2 separate regions of the Mus musculus genome follow, and region 2 is linked to region 1. The links are chromatin loops, found by intact Hi-C in ENCODE. Cell type or tissue: left cerebral cortex. All regions are shown on one strand. Links, peaks and the distances in the headings refer to the core of each region. The heading gives the core; the rest is flanking DNA.

The links. Peaks named below come from ENCODE experiments on the same cell type or tissue, not always from the same donor. Only the 100,000 strongest peaks of a DNase experiment are listed, where the experiment ranks them.
Region 2: it touches region 1 in a loop (3.0-fold over the local background); 10 of 42 quality-filtered maps call a loop at or near these places.

The regions. Positions count from the first base shown.
Region 1 is chr17:31,115,860-31,123,292 of GRCm38, forward strand. It overlaps Abcg1 (ATP binding cassette subfamily G member 1), which reads left to right. Exons shown (of 15, transcript NM_009593.2): 15 at 1-2,125. Among named protein-coding and RNA genes, the nearest start is that of Tff3, 10 kb to the right of the region's middle. In left cerebral cortex, for the core only: CTCF peaks have their summits at 2,035 (motif pointing right) and 3,811 (motif pointing left); a DNase peak (open chromatin) is centred at 3,796.
Region 2 is chr17:31,483,219-31,490,651 of GRCm38, forward strand. No RefSeq gene overlaps it. Among named protein-coding and RNA genes, the nearest start is that of Wdr4, 26 kb to the right of the region's middle. In left cerebral cortex, for the core only: no CTCF peak of the experiment used is centred there; a DNase peak (open chromatin) is centred at 3,720.

The DNA of each region.
Region 1 (7,433 bases), core at 1,621-5,620:
AGAATGGGTGTTGGGTGGACAAACCTCAGTCCGGCACTTGATGGGGTTGGTGCCAAAGAACCCATTCCATCCATGTCCGCACGCATGTCTTGACATGGTGGGTCATGCCCGGCAGGCTCTGTCTCCTCGGAGAGCTGTGTGCTGTCAGTCACAGGCAGGGTGGTCCATGTTTCACTCTGGAAGGGTTCCTCAGCCTCTGGAGGGATTCTTTCCTGTCCAGGTTTCTCCTAGACCCTGAGACCTGCTTGTCACTCACCCTATGTAAGTGAGAGTGCCGTGGGATCCTTCCACGGGGCGGAGTCTGAGCTCAGGATACAAGAGCTGCCAGGCTGGTGCAGGACAGGGTATCCTGGGAAGTTGATAAAGGATGTTGACCAGAACAGGCGAGGGGTCAGAGGTCACCCAGCATTGCTCAAGCTCTGCAGACTCGAGGAAGGCTGACAGCCATCCTAGGGGACTCTGCACCCTTGTCCCTTATCCACTGTCCATAGGGGCCATGGTGTGTGGTTCTACCTTTCCCCATACATAGCCCGAATCCCAGAGATGCTGCCTGGATTTCTAGACCATTCCCTTTTCTTCTTCTTCTTCCCATTGGTCTTAGTCATGGTAGGAGATACCGGGAAGTGTGCGCCTACCTGCCACGGACGTTAAAGTCAGACTTCCCTTGCAGTTGGGTTCCCTAGAAGGTGAGTTCCTTCAGTTGAAAGGAAGGATTGCATTGGGTTTAAGGCTACACCACCTCCTCCTGTTGGCTGATAAAATAAAAGTCCTCACGTAAAAAACAACAGCCCAAGGACAGAATTTACAGGGCTTTGTCAGAGAGAGGCCTGTGGGGCCGTGTCAGATTGAGGCTCAGAAAAGGCTGAGCATAAGGGTGGGGCTGCTAGCCTCTGTCTACCCCTTTCTTTGTCCACCCCCCACCCCCACCCCCACCCCAGTCTCTCCTGCCTCCTCTTCTACCCTTTGTCCAGAGAGAGTTAAACTCTCTGGTGTTACTTCTAGGGAGTAGGGGATGAATCAGCGAATGTTGCACACAGTAGGGGCAAGAATCTTTCTTCTTCACCTGGAGGTGGAGAGAGGCACCCATTAGAACCAGAAAATGGAACATGAAGCTTAGAATTTCTGAGAAACCCAAACCCAAGGCAGGGGGCAGACAATATCTGCAAAGCAGAAAATACCCAAGTGTGCCCCTGACAACAGAAAAACAGACTGAAGGCAAACACCTTCCCTTGGGAAGTGTCTGGGCACAGTGCAATCCCTTCTGGCTTCTCCATCTAGTAGTCACCCATCAAACCTTCATTGATCTGATTTTCCCCCTGTTCCAGGCCCCGAGGCCAGGGAAGACACCTTCCTTTTGGGCTTACTTTCATGGGCAGCTACTCTCTCTTTCTCTAGGTAGCATTGGGGCGGGAAGGGGCTGGCAAGATACTGAGGGCCATCAGAGCCCCTGTCAGACATCTGAGTCCCTGCTTTCTGGCTTTTCCAGCAGTCATTGTGCAAACATAAAATGCAACTCGGGTGCAGTGGCTATCTACTCCGTCAGTTGCTCTACCACTCAAAGAGAAGGCGGAGGGGAGTAGCCAGTCTGCTCTCTGTCCCCTGAGGGATTTACATCCCAAGAGCCCATTATGAATGCCTTTAGCCTACCCAGAGGCCAGCCTTGCTTGCATCTCAGTGGGGGTGGCCCCGTTCTTTCCTAGACAGCACTAGTGGGCCACCACCGGTCAGACGCACTGGTGTCTGTGTACTTCGGGAATGTTTATCTGTGATTTTGCACATGCACTCTCGTGCACGTTGTGCACATGAGCACGTGGGCAGGCCCACTCACGCGCATGTCCAATAGGGTTATTCTGTAGCTTTTCCTTCATGTCAGTAGCCCAGCGGCCTCCAAGTCCTTCCCAGTCACCTTTACTCCAAGGAGGAAAGAGAAAATTCATCCACGCCTACAGCGCAAGAGACGAAAGTCTCTTATGGCTATTGTTGAATACGAACTAAAGGAGAATGAGAATGTGACAGACAGACAAACGGAACCCAGCAGGGGGAGCTCGAGGAGCAGACTGTGTTAATATAAAAAGTTAGATACTTGGAAGAAATAAAACTGCTAATAAAATATTTTATATAAAAATTTTTACGTGCATTTGGTGTCAAATGCTCCAAGTGATTTTGGCAGGTTTTTTTGCTGAGTCAAATCCACATTTCCACCAGCTGAAGATGGGTGTGTCTGCCTGGTAAAGGGTTCTGATCGCTTGTGTGGTCCAACCCACTGTGGAGTCGGCCTGCTCTCTGAGCACTCTCTCTGCAACTGTCTCTTGGTTGTATTCCCTTAGATGCCTAACCCACAGTCCTCTGCTGAGATCATGTGACCCTGGTCTCCAACAGCACCAGGTGAGGCTCAAACCCCTGGAACATGAGAGCTGCCACTACCCCGCTCCAACTCCCGCAGAGGCACAGCCAAGACAGCTCTGCCATGTCTCCTCCCTGTGCCCTAGCAGCTGCATCAGGGGGTGCCCTGCTCAAGGCTCTATAAGAGTCAGGTGTCAGGGAAGCACAGGTACACACTGGGGCTCTAAAACCTAAGAGTTGTGACTAATGCTGTCAGGACCCTCTCTCCACCTCTGCCTTTCAGGTCCCCAGGGAAGGCTCAGGGATAACATTTGGGCTCATTTGGGAATAGTCTTTCCAGCCTGAGATCTTGGAAAGGGCGTGAGTTCACTCCTGTCTTAGGGTTACCATTGTTGTGATGAAACATGGCGACCAAAGCAACTTGGGGAGAAAAGGCTTTACGTAGCTTACACTTCTGTATCACCGTTCATCACTGAAAGAAGTCAGGGCAGGAACTCAGGACAGGAGGCTGGAGGCAGGAGGGGTGCTGCTGCCTGGCTTGCTCTCCATGCCTCGCTCAGCCTGCCACCTTATAGAACCCAGGACCTTCAGCCCAGGGATGGAGCCACCACAATGAGCTGGGCCCTTCCCTGTCAATCACTCATTAAGAAAATGCCTTCAGGGCTTCCCTGCAACCTGATATTACAGAGGTGTTCCCTTCCCTCAGATAATTTTAGCTTGTGTCAAGCTGACATAAAACTCTCCACTCCATATCCATATCCACTCCATATCCACACTCCATATCTCCACTCCATATCCACACCACTCCATAGACAGAACAGCAAACTTTGATGTGAAGCCACAGCTGCTTCAGTGCGGCCCCTCTCGATGCAACAGTGCTGGTCTCTGCCTGTCAGCACTGGATGGACCAAACAGCATCATCAGTCACCCGGGATGTTGTTTGCCTGCCGCTCGGTGTGATGCGAACTTTATCCAGTTAGGGGTCTTGTCTAAATGTTCCCTGAGTCCTGAGGTCTGGGCTCCAGAAACCTGTACATCTATGAGGTTCCTCTCCACAGTGAGAGGCAGAGATGCTGAGACTAGTCAGGGGGCCTCTAGCTATGTGGTGGCCCTTGCTGGTAACCTGCTGGGGCCTGCACTTGGTTCTTCATGAATAATCCTTGCTTTGAGCAGCCAGCATGGTGCTCCTGTTGATGTTCTACCTCTCCATGGCTAAAAACCTTCCTTGCCCCCCCCACACACACCCTCCCCCACAGCAGCACTGAAAGCTCCCACCAAACCTTTCTGAATGGAAGTGGGGCGGGGGCGGGGGCGGGGCAAGGACTCACACAGGCTCACCTGTCTCTGGGCTGTCACCAGCACAGTCTCTCCTAGGAGACCAGATTACCACCTCCTTTGATGTATCCAAGAAGACAGTGACAAATGCCTGTGGGTGCCTAAGCGCGCCCTCTAGTGGTCACTGGAGCTGCACGCTCACAATATGTGGAGCAGATCCATCCTCTGGAAGAGAACATGAGAGGCAGATTAGGGTTAGGGGTAGGGTCACAGATTAGAAAGACTGCAGCAGCCAGACCAGGGGGGCACAAGGACAGCTGCACGGAAAGGCACCTAGTAATCTCTGTGCCAGGAAGAAGGTTAGATGTACAACAGGGTCATCCTGGGGAAGGGGACATGCCATCTCAGAAGCAATGAGCAGGACCAAGAGCTTATGTCCCTGGCAACACACCTCAAATCTCAAACTCTGCCTGAGTGGGGAATTGACAGAGAGGAGGTGGTGGTGGTGGTGATGGTGGTGTGTGTGTGTGTGTGTGTGTGTGTGTGTGTGAGAGAGAGAGAGAGAGAGAGAGAGAGATGCTTTGTTTTCATTTGCTTACTTGCTTGAAGCAGGGTCTCACTAGGTAGTCCTGCCCAGTCTATAACTCACTGTCTAGACCAAGCTAGCTTTGAATTCACAGTGATCTTTATTCCTCTGCTTCCCAAGTGCCCTGTGGTATAAGACAATTTATTGAATCCCCCTATTATAACATACATGCATTCTGTTCCTCTATAGAATTTCATGAATTCCATGAATTCTCGGCTAACACAAACACCATGAACCCCAGCTAACACACACATACAGAGAGAGAGAGAAAGAGAGAGAGAGAACCCTCTCCTTGTTACATCACACTCTATAGTCAAGTCTGCACACAAACTTTTGAAAGATATATACATTCCTATTAGGTATGATGGGATAAACTAATGCAATATGTGTTGGCATGTCCATACCCCAAAGGAGGTAATGAGGGACCAGGGTCCATTGCAATTACCAAAAACAGACCACCTGTAAGGACAGGAGTCCTGCCCAGCAAGCTGAGTGGGCATCCATGTAGTGCGGGCATCACTACACTGGAGTGGATACCGTTCCATAAAGCTCCATGCTAGGGAAATGCAGGGCAGTGTAAGCCATAAAACAAGAGCGACATGCCCGGACTTTGGGGCGGGGGGAGGGTTGTTTTGTTTTGTTTTTGTTTTGTTATGCGGGGGAGTCAGGTTAACATAAGGTTGAATCGTTTGGGAAGAGGGAACCTTGACTGGAAAAGTGCCTCCCTCTGGGCTGGAGAGATGGCTCAGCGGTTAAAAGCACTAGCTGCTCTTCCAGAGGTCCTGAGTTCAATTCCCAGCAACCACATGGTGGCTCACAGCCATCTGTAATGGGATCCGATGTCCTTTTCTGGTGTGTCTGAAGACAGCGACAGTGTACTCATAAAATAAATAAAAATTTTAAAAGTGCCTGTGGGCAAATCAAAAAGGTGCTTTATTGATTATTGATTGATGGGGGGGGGCAGCCCACTGTGGTTGTGCCATCCCTAGATAAGTGGTCCTGGGTTGTATAAGAAAGCAAGCTAAGCAAGCCACGGGGGACAAGCCAGTAAGCAGCGTTTCCCTGTGGCCTCTGTTCCCGTGTCTAGGTTTCTTCCTTGATATCCCTTAGTGATGGACTGTAATGTCTAAACCACATCAACCTCCCTTTAGCCCCGAGTTATACAACACAGGACAGCATCTGGGTTCAAATCGTGACAACAGATTTGAACCCCCCTGAGCAGACAGGACCCTGGACTGTCCCAGGCAGAGACAGGAGTCTATGGGTGACATCTTACACATCACAAACTCCCTCTACCTCTGACCTTGTATCTACTCAAAGCCAGCCTTATCCCCACATTCATATGGTACTGAGAGATGCACCCCAAGTTTCTGAACACCCACAGAACAATGCATTTAGACTATGTCAACCCCAAGCCTTAGACAGGGAACAGCACAAAAATGGACTTGGATGGGTGTGATGGTTTGTATATGCTTGGCCCAAGGGAGTGGCACTATTGGAAGGTGTGGCCTTGTTGGAATAGGTGTGTCGCTGTGGGTGTGGGCTTTAGGACCTGCATCCTAGCTGCCTGGAAGCCAATCTTCCACTAGCAGCCTTCAGATGAAGATGTAGAACTCTCAGCATCTCCTGCACCATGCCTGCCTGGATGCTGCCATGTTCCTGCCTTGGTGATAATGGACTGAACCTCTGAACCTGTAAGCCAGTCCCAACTACATGTTGTCTTTATGAGAGTTGCCTTGGTCATGATGTCTGTTCACAGCAGTAAAACCCTAACTAAGACGATGGGAGGTACTTTTCTTTGGCCCATGTGAGTCCCATGTCTCCCACTGGAGATTCCAGGATGCTGCAGGGTGACTCTGGCCTTGCCAGTCACAGCTGAGAAGGTCTCAGCACTCAGCACTGGCTCCATTGACAGTGTCAGAAGAATTAACAACTGTAGGGCACCACACAGGCCAGGGCTGCTCAAGGGAATGGCTGGCTTGTGATGAGATGCTGTCGGGAAGCTAGAGAGAGTAGACAAGGTCAGAGGATGCGAGGTAAGGAGCAGCCGCTACTCCAGGCTGCCAGCAGAGGGCGGTGTGGGGCCGTGTGAGTTTTATTTGAGGTTCTGATTTGGTCCGGGTGGGCTCACAGCTGACTTCACTTAGGCCTGGAAGATGTTAACGGTGAATGCCACAGCTCCTGGAATGTTGCCAGATTGCTTTCAGCTAAGTCTACACCGTCCTACCCCAGGTCTCTGAGGAAGAAGTGTAGCATCCTTAGCTCCCATGGTGAAGGAAGGCCAGGCAGAGATAGGTGAATGGGTGCTGTAAGCAAAAAGAGATGAAGACCAGGCCTGCTGCATCCCCAGGAGCAAAGGATGCCCTGCCTCACAGAGAAGGGGTTGCCCAGCCTCAGAAAGACAGTGACCCCATGGCATGACTAGGGATCAGAAAGTGGCAAGATCCAGTTTTCTTCTATAAGCTTCAGATAGGGAGGTGGCCAGTGCTGATGACCACTGTGAGATTAACACAGCCAAGGTTAGCACAACTGAACTCTGTTGGAGAAATTCGGATCCTACAGACTGGTACAAAGAGCCCCTCTGGAACTGGGTTTGCATTTTATTTGTATAATATAAACATGGGCTTTATGTGCCAGAGAGAGCTGGGGGAGGGGGTACTTCACCTCCAAAATCAACCAAACCTGATCTCCCAGTTGTGGGTGAGGAGACAGAACCTGACCCATCCTGCCAGCCCGGAGGGTTCTGTGATGTTGGCCCTGGCCAGGGACTTCTCCATCAGTCTCCATCCATTCTCCACAGCAGGCCAGTGGGAGGACTGGCTCCAGCCGTGTGATCATATTCTCTTATTCTCTAAGACCTTTTTAATCTGATTTCTTGACACACCTCTGCAATGGGACTCTTACAACCTTCCCCCCATGCTTGGATTTACTGACCTGTTCCCCCACTCAGAGGCTCACTGAGGGTCCCTCCTCACTGAGTAGAACAGGGACTAGGACAAAGGGAGCCAGGCACTTACCCTACAAAACAGTGTGGAGTGGGCACCATAGAGCTCAGTAATCATGCAAAGTCCTTCACATCCCACTTGCAATGGAAGGTTGGGCTGGGCACAGAGCTTGGTAGTTAAGAGGGAGGTAAACCCAAGTGTCCCTCCTGCCGTTAGCAGGCAGACAAGATGAAGGACCCCTTTGGATTCTAAACAAGGGCATCATGACAGCTTCCCTCTAAGTC
Region 2 (7,433 bases), core at 1,690-5,689, 370 kb after region 1:
ATGGGATCTGATGCCCTCTTTCTTCTGGTGTGCCTGAAGACAGTTACAGTAATTTTGTTGTGTCTTCATAGACATTTAATTAAATGTATATTTCAACTTAGAGTGAATTGACATCCTTGAAAAACTGGATCTTCCAACCCAGGAACAAGGTATGTCTCTGCTTTCATTTAGATATTTATTTTTTTCATTATTATTTCTACTTTTTAAGTCTCTAGTCCAGACATGCTTTGTCGGTTTACACTTCAATATTTATTTTTCCTGAGTGAAGAGATATGCTAATATACCTTTAAGGCTATTGGGGTCCAGGAGTCATCTCACAAACCACATGAACACCCATCTCAGTCAAGTCTACAAACATCTGTGCCGTGTTATTCCACCAATCGGGATTTAGGGATAAGGGATTATCTTAGGAACATATCTTTGCTGTACACTTATCCTGCTCCCATTGATTGGGCTATTCAACGTGACAGGGGTCTTGCCTTGTCTACATTCATGTCTTAACTTGTCAACCAGGATGTCAGTTATCCACATACATGACTCTCTCTGCCAAGTAGGATGTCAGTTCCCAGGGAGGTCTTGGGAACTTAAACTTTACTCAACCACTACTCAAAATGGAAGTCTTTTTTCCAAATAGTTTCTTATATTGGTGCGGATGTCTCTCTTATGTTGGGGTGCATCCCAGGGGCAGCGTATACAATAAAAGTTCATACACAGGTGCAGGAAGTGCTACCTCGTGGTTGGTTTGGGTCCAAGCTTATTGTGGCTAATTATACAAAGCAGGTTTTTTTCCCTTTTGGTTTTTCGAGACAGGGTTTCTCTGCATAGCCCTGGCTGTCCTGGAACTCACTCTGTAGACCACGCTGGCCTCAAACTCAGAAATTCGCCTGCCTCTGCCTCCCAAGTGCTGGGATTAAAGGTGTGCGCCAGTTCTAACTGACTTCTGTTGTGATTGGTTTCCAAGAACCAATCACAGAACAAAGCACAAAGCCCAGAAAATTCTAGTAACAGGGTATTGAGAAAGTTTCCTTATGCCATTAGTAAAAGCACAAAATGGCAGGCTAGACATGTAACAATTACCCAGACCGTAACTGGCAATTGTCCACATGCTCATTGGTAGAAACATAACTGACTTGTGTCGTTTCTCTGGTGTCCTGTTGACTTACTAAGCTGACACGTTTGGGGAAGGGATAAAGTTTTGGTTTTGTTGTGCTGTTTTGTTTCATAGGGTTTGCGGACTCTTTGGGACTTCCAGCACGGGCGATCATATCATTGTACCGGTTATGTCTCACTGCTGTGACAAAATGCCTGGCAAAGCAGCTTAAGGAGGGGTTCTATCTCACCCTCCCCCACCCCAGCCCCACCCCTCCCCTATTCCTACAAAAGTAACAGTTTAGCAGGAAGCCACCAAAGAGAACTCTTAAAATTAAGAGAGTGATGAGCCAGGTGGGTGTAGTGGTTCACGCCTTTAATTCCATCACTCAGGAGGCAGAGACAGGTGGATCTCTGTGAGTTCGAGGACAACCTGGTCTACAATCGAGTTCAGGACAGCCAGGGCTCCACAGAGAAACCCTGTCTAAAATGGCAAAACAAACAAACAAAAGAATGAAGAAGATGCCAAAGAGTGGCTCTTCACAATTGATGGTTCCTGGTGGAGGCGTGGGAACGGAGGACACAGTTCTATCTTAGGAGCAGGCCACGGGAGTCTAACCACCCTCCAGAGAGTATGCAGTTAAAACAAAGTGAACTCGTTTGTTTCTTATTTCTTTTTATTTGTTGCTTCTTTGGGGGTAGGGGGAAGTCACAAGGCAGGGTGGACATGGGAGGGATTGCGATTGAGTACATGATGGGAAACTCTCAGAGAATCAATAAAAGTGTTGCTAGTCTTTAGCTAAGGATTTCTACATGGACATTTATTGTCTCTCTGATGTGAAGCAACACTAATTCATAGAGTAATTGAGAAGGGCTTCTGTCTCCTCTGCGTTTTTGCAAAAGGGGGTAAAGGTTGGTGCCAGTTCCTCTTCAAATGCCTGGAATAACAATAGGCTTTGGGGTGGGGGGGGGAGAGAATAGAGAGGGGCCATGAACTGAGGGTTCCAGAAAAAGCCACACCCATGTAAAGATTCTATCAGGTTGATTGAGTCATTGCCACCTCTGAGCTGGGGGAGTTGGAATGTTGCTGGTCCAGAGCCAAATTATCCTGGGTTATCTTAGCCTCCTCAGAGCCATTTATTGGCCACCTCTGTGTGTGATATAATAGCCTGTGACTATTAGTTAAATCTTTCTGGAACATACAAACAGACCCCTACCTTCTACCCACCCACAGGCTAAGTGCCCTCAAACAGTGTCAAGGCCATGGCAGGGGTTCCCTGCTTTGCTGAACCCCCGCACCCCAACCGTCTATCTGATATTCCCACAAATGTGTTCTAAAGAGCCTTGATTTAAGCTTTGCTTTGTTCCATTACTGTAAAAACTTCACAGGACTGATACAGTGCTGGAATGTGTAGTATCCAGAGTAAACTTCGTGTTCCTGGGTCACGGCCATTTACATTTAGCTCCAGAATAAGCTGTCTCCTCTTCCCCTTGAGGCAGGAGCTGTGTTTCTGTTGATGGTACATTTTAATAATTTATTTAATTTTATTGTATGTGCATTGCTGTGAGGGCAACAGGTCCCTTGAAACTGGAGTTGCAGACAGTTGTGAGCTGCCATGTGGGTGCTGGGAATTGAACCTGAGATCTTTGGAAGACCAGACAGTACTCTTAACCCCTGAACCATGTCTCCAGCCCCAAGAAGTGGATCACTTATTTACTTATTTATTTCTTTTGAAACGCATCGTCTCTTACATAGTCTGACTGTCCTGGAATTCACTATGAAGACAAGGATAGCTTCGAACTCACAGAGATCTGCCTGCCTCTGCCTCCCAAGTGCTGGGATTAAAGGCTTACGGCCACTGCCAGGCAGTGGTGATGGTACATTTTAATCATTCCATTTCATAGTGGAAGGAGCTTTTGAAATCGGTATCTTGTGGAAGATGTATTTGCTAATTTGTGCAGTTCCAACAGTCGGTCCCTCTCTGTAAGCTGTCAGTGTTACAGGTGTGGGTGCTTTGCAGGGTCCCTTGGTCACACCCTTGCGGCCGGCCGCAGAGTCTCTTCCATTCCCATTATTATTAGCGTTTGGTCCTCTCCTTTCTCAGCCCTGCAAGATGCGTATTGATCCTTTCAAAGGGCCGGCTCCGTTCTGTTGCAGACTTCTTGCGTTGTTTTTAATTTCACTTCCTAGATTTCCTTCTTCAGATCTGTTTGGGTTTATTATTTGGTCCTTCTTATCTGGATTGAAGTCTAGTTAAGAGACTTGATCTTTTGTCTCCCTTCTGGTTTTCCCGGTGTAAATCTCCTTCCCAGCTAGGCTTTAGCTGCGAGCCCCGGGGCTGAATTTGATACAATGTATTTTCATTTCTCCTCAGTTCACAGTCTTTGTTTTAATTTCCCTTGAGAATCTTTCTTAACCATGGATCATTTAAAACTAGGTTACCTGGGCTCTGGTTGACTGTGACACACTGTCGTGGCACACACTTCACGGTGCTGGAAAAGAGTGTGTCTGAGTGGGTGGGATGCTCCGTGTGGTGTGTAGCCCTCGCTGGCAGAATAACTGCGATCCTCTCTGTCCTTGCCTTTGCTAAGGAGCAAAGCTGCTCACTGGTCAGGCCTCCCTACAGCGCATGTGCCTGCTCTGAGCAATAAGCTCCTCTTTGGCCTTGCTACCTAAAGCAAGCAGCAGCTGCCTGTGCCCTTTGCGTTAGAAAATGGGTTTTTCTAACCTCCCCCATCTTTGAAGCTAGACTCATAAACCCTCCTGGGTGACCCAGTTTTCTGTGCCATCTCTTTCCTGCTGTGGGCTTATGGGATGATGTGTTAGACTGCCATTATCCAGGACCCTTAGGGAAGAAATCCCGCAGGAGATGAACTCACAGAGGGACCTTGTTAGGCTCTGGCTCCAGTAAAATGCATAAAAGTGACCTCTATCTCCTCTTAGAATTCAGAAAGCCAAAAAGAACATTATTCCCACACAATTAAGGAGAAGTGTTAGATCATTCCCCAAAGCAGCAGAGCACAGGTCACAGGGAACAAAGAAAAGGACTGAGTGTACAAACATTCAGACCTTCATTCTCCCATGTTAAAACCTGCCTGTGTTTCAGTACTCCCTGCTCCCCCCCGCCCCCCAAGTTGCCGGCTGTGTACATAACTTAATGCTATCTGATATACAAAGGACCTGGACCATAAATGCCAGCCACCGTGTGACTGAATGCTCTCAGAACCATATTAAACAGCCAGAGTGTGTGAAAGGAAAAGTTCCTGGCAGGGTGGGAGGTGGGGAATCAAAGTTCATCCAGGCAGACTGCTGCTCAACAGCTCAGCAGGTGCAGGGACCAGGCAGGGAGCTTTGCAGGGAGCCAGAGACCACGGCTCTCCTCTCAATGCAGCAAGAGAAACTGAAGGTTTGCAGCCCCAGAGCAGAGGACAGAGAACCACTGTGAAATTACATTGGTGACAGAGGTCAAGCCAATTGAGCCGACCAGTTTCCTGCTGAAGACTGGATCCAGGTCACCAGACACCTTTGTCCTGAGGACAAAGAGGTCAAGAAATTCCTCAGAAATGTCATCCATGCTAAGTGCGGAAGCATGCACACCTATGACCCCAGCATTTAGGATGCAAATGTAAGAGGATCAGGAGTTCAAGGCTAGCCTCAGCTACAAAACAAATTAGAGCAACCTAGACTCCTTTAAGACTTTGCCACTACCACCCCCAGGGCTACACAGAGAAACCGTGTCTTGGGGTAGATGGGGGAAAGGAGAGAGACTTTTCTTTGTATGGCAACAGGCTGTGGAATTTGGGAAGCCAGGTTTAGGTGTCTTAATCTCACCACACTCTTAGGCAGAATAGCTTAATCCCCATGTTGGGTATCCTTGCCTAGTAGCGTCTGAGAGTGTGCTGTCTCAGCAGGGAACAGGTCAGGATGTATGTGGCTCCCACGTGCCTTAGGCGTCCACTAAAGGTATGTCCCTAGGGCTTCTAAACCAGATGTCACTGCCACTGAGGACCAGGACTGTCTTGTGTTGTTGGAGACTCTTGGTCAGCGTTTTCAGAGTCCTCTAGAAATGGCTACCTGCGGTTAGAGTTCAATCATGCAAGGAAAAGTGTGTCTATGCATGGAATCCTTTGTACACATAACACAACATTTATCATTTTGACTACCTGAGGTGTAGTTTGCTAAGAGTTCGTTCATACTGCCACGCAGCCGTCACCACCCCTGTCTAGAACTTTCCATCCTCCCATCCTCCCAAGCACCGATTCCCCAGCCTCCGGCACCTTCCACTCTCTTTTTGCCCCTACCAGTTTGGATGCTTCATCTCTGTTTTTCTGCTAAAAGCAACCCTGACCTACAGCAACTTAAGGGAGAAAGAGGTTGGGGGTGACCAACACTCGGAGGCAAAGTCAATGATTTTGGTCAGCTTCCAGATCCTTCAAGAGCCCAGCCATCTAGCCCTGACCTTGCCTCAGGGCCATTCCACTGACTGCAGATCCTGTCTTCCCTGGTGTATTTTGGTGACAGTGTGAAGTACTGCATTCGGTGTGACTACATACCTCTGCCATCATGGGTCTATAGCACAATTCCTTTATGAAGATGGCCAGAGCTATTGTGTCTCGCAAGGTCCCCAGAAAGAGCAGAAAGCCACCAGGTTTAACACTCAAGTACGATGAGATAGTGTAAAATATCTCATTAATTTTATATCAATTGTCTATTGAAATGAAAGCACTTTGGCCATGTTACTTTAATTAAAAAGCTTATTAATTTCTCCCGAGCTCTGGCTGTTTAATATGGTTCTGAGAGCATTCAGTCACACGGTGGCTGGCATTTATGGTCCAGGTCCTTTGCATATCAGATAGCATTATGTTATGTACACAGCCGGCAACTTGGGCGGGGGGCCAGGGAGTACGGGAACACAGGCAGGTTTCAATATGGGAAAGGGGAAACTGAAGTAGGGTGACCCTAGCCAGAAGATATGACCAGATGGGAAGAGAGCAGATGTGGATTTGACCCTCAGCTAGCCACGGGGGGTGGGGGTGGGGTGGGGGGTGGCACACCTAAGATGAAATTGGGGAAGTAGACAGAGTGAAAGCAGATACTCCTCTCCCTCCTCCCCTCGCTCTCCCCCTCCTCCTCCAAATCCCTCTCTTCCTCTCCCTCCTCTCCTTCCTCCCCCTCCTCTTCCTCCTTTCCCCCTCCTCCATCTTCATTGTCATCTTCTTTAAATTTTCTTTTTTTTAAAGATTCATTTATTATTATTCATTAGTACACTGTAGCTGTCTTCAGACACACCAGAAGAGGGTGTCCGATCTCATTATGGGTGGTTGTGAGCCACCATGTGGTTGCTGGGATTTGAACTCAGGACCTTTGGAAGAGCAGTCAATGCTCTTAACTGCTGAGTCATCTCGCCAGCCCTATCTTCTTTAAATTTTACATGTATGGATGTTTTGCTTTGCGTGTATGCCTGTGTACGGCATGTCTGTCTATGTACAGTGTGAATGCTTGGTACTTGCTGAGGTCTGAGAAGGATGCTACATCAGCTGGAACTGGACTTACAGATGGTTATAAGCCACCACATGGGTGCTGGGAACTGAACCCAGGTCCTTTCAAAGGACTACAAGTGCTCTTAACCACCGAGCCAACTCTCCAGCCCTCCGAGTTCTATTCATTATTCATGTATATCAGGGCTGTTGGCCCTCTGCATCAAGATGCCAGCCTTTTGGTCTGGGGCAGATGCAGCCTCAGACTTCTGATATGTGCCCAAGCCTGATGGCATCCAGAGATGTGTTCCTTCGGTAGCTACAGCTTCTGGGGACATGTCAAAGTCTTAGTTTTGTAATTGTCTGTTTCAAAAATGGACAAGCTAACAGCTAGTCGCCGAGAGCTACTCAGCTTTCATTTCGCAGGTAAGAAAACAAGCTCGTGTCCCGTGGCTTTCACGGGAGACCATCTCTCCGCCCGGCCCTCCTTCCTGTTCCATGCTTGCCAGCTAGCCACGTTAAAGCAAGAGTGAATGGAGAGAGCTAGCTCTCATAACGTCATCCTGAGGAACCATGGGCAAATCTGACAGTGTGACTGAAAGTATCTGTATTAAAAGAACGTACTTAGAGGCTGGGAGGCTCTGTGGATGAAGTGCCAGCTGGGCCAGCCTAGCTATCTAAGTTTGAGTCCCCAGAAGCCAGGTGTGAGCCACGTACAGCAGTGCACACGTGTGTAACCCCAGCCTGCCTCTACTGGGAAGATTGGTGACAGACACTCTGGAAACTCAAGAGCCAGCTCAAGCACAGAAAGCAACCTTGAACCAAGACACCCTGAGTCAAACAACACAGAAGACCAACACCCAAGA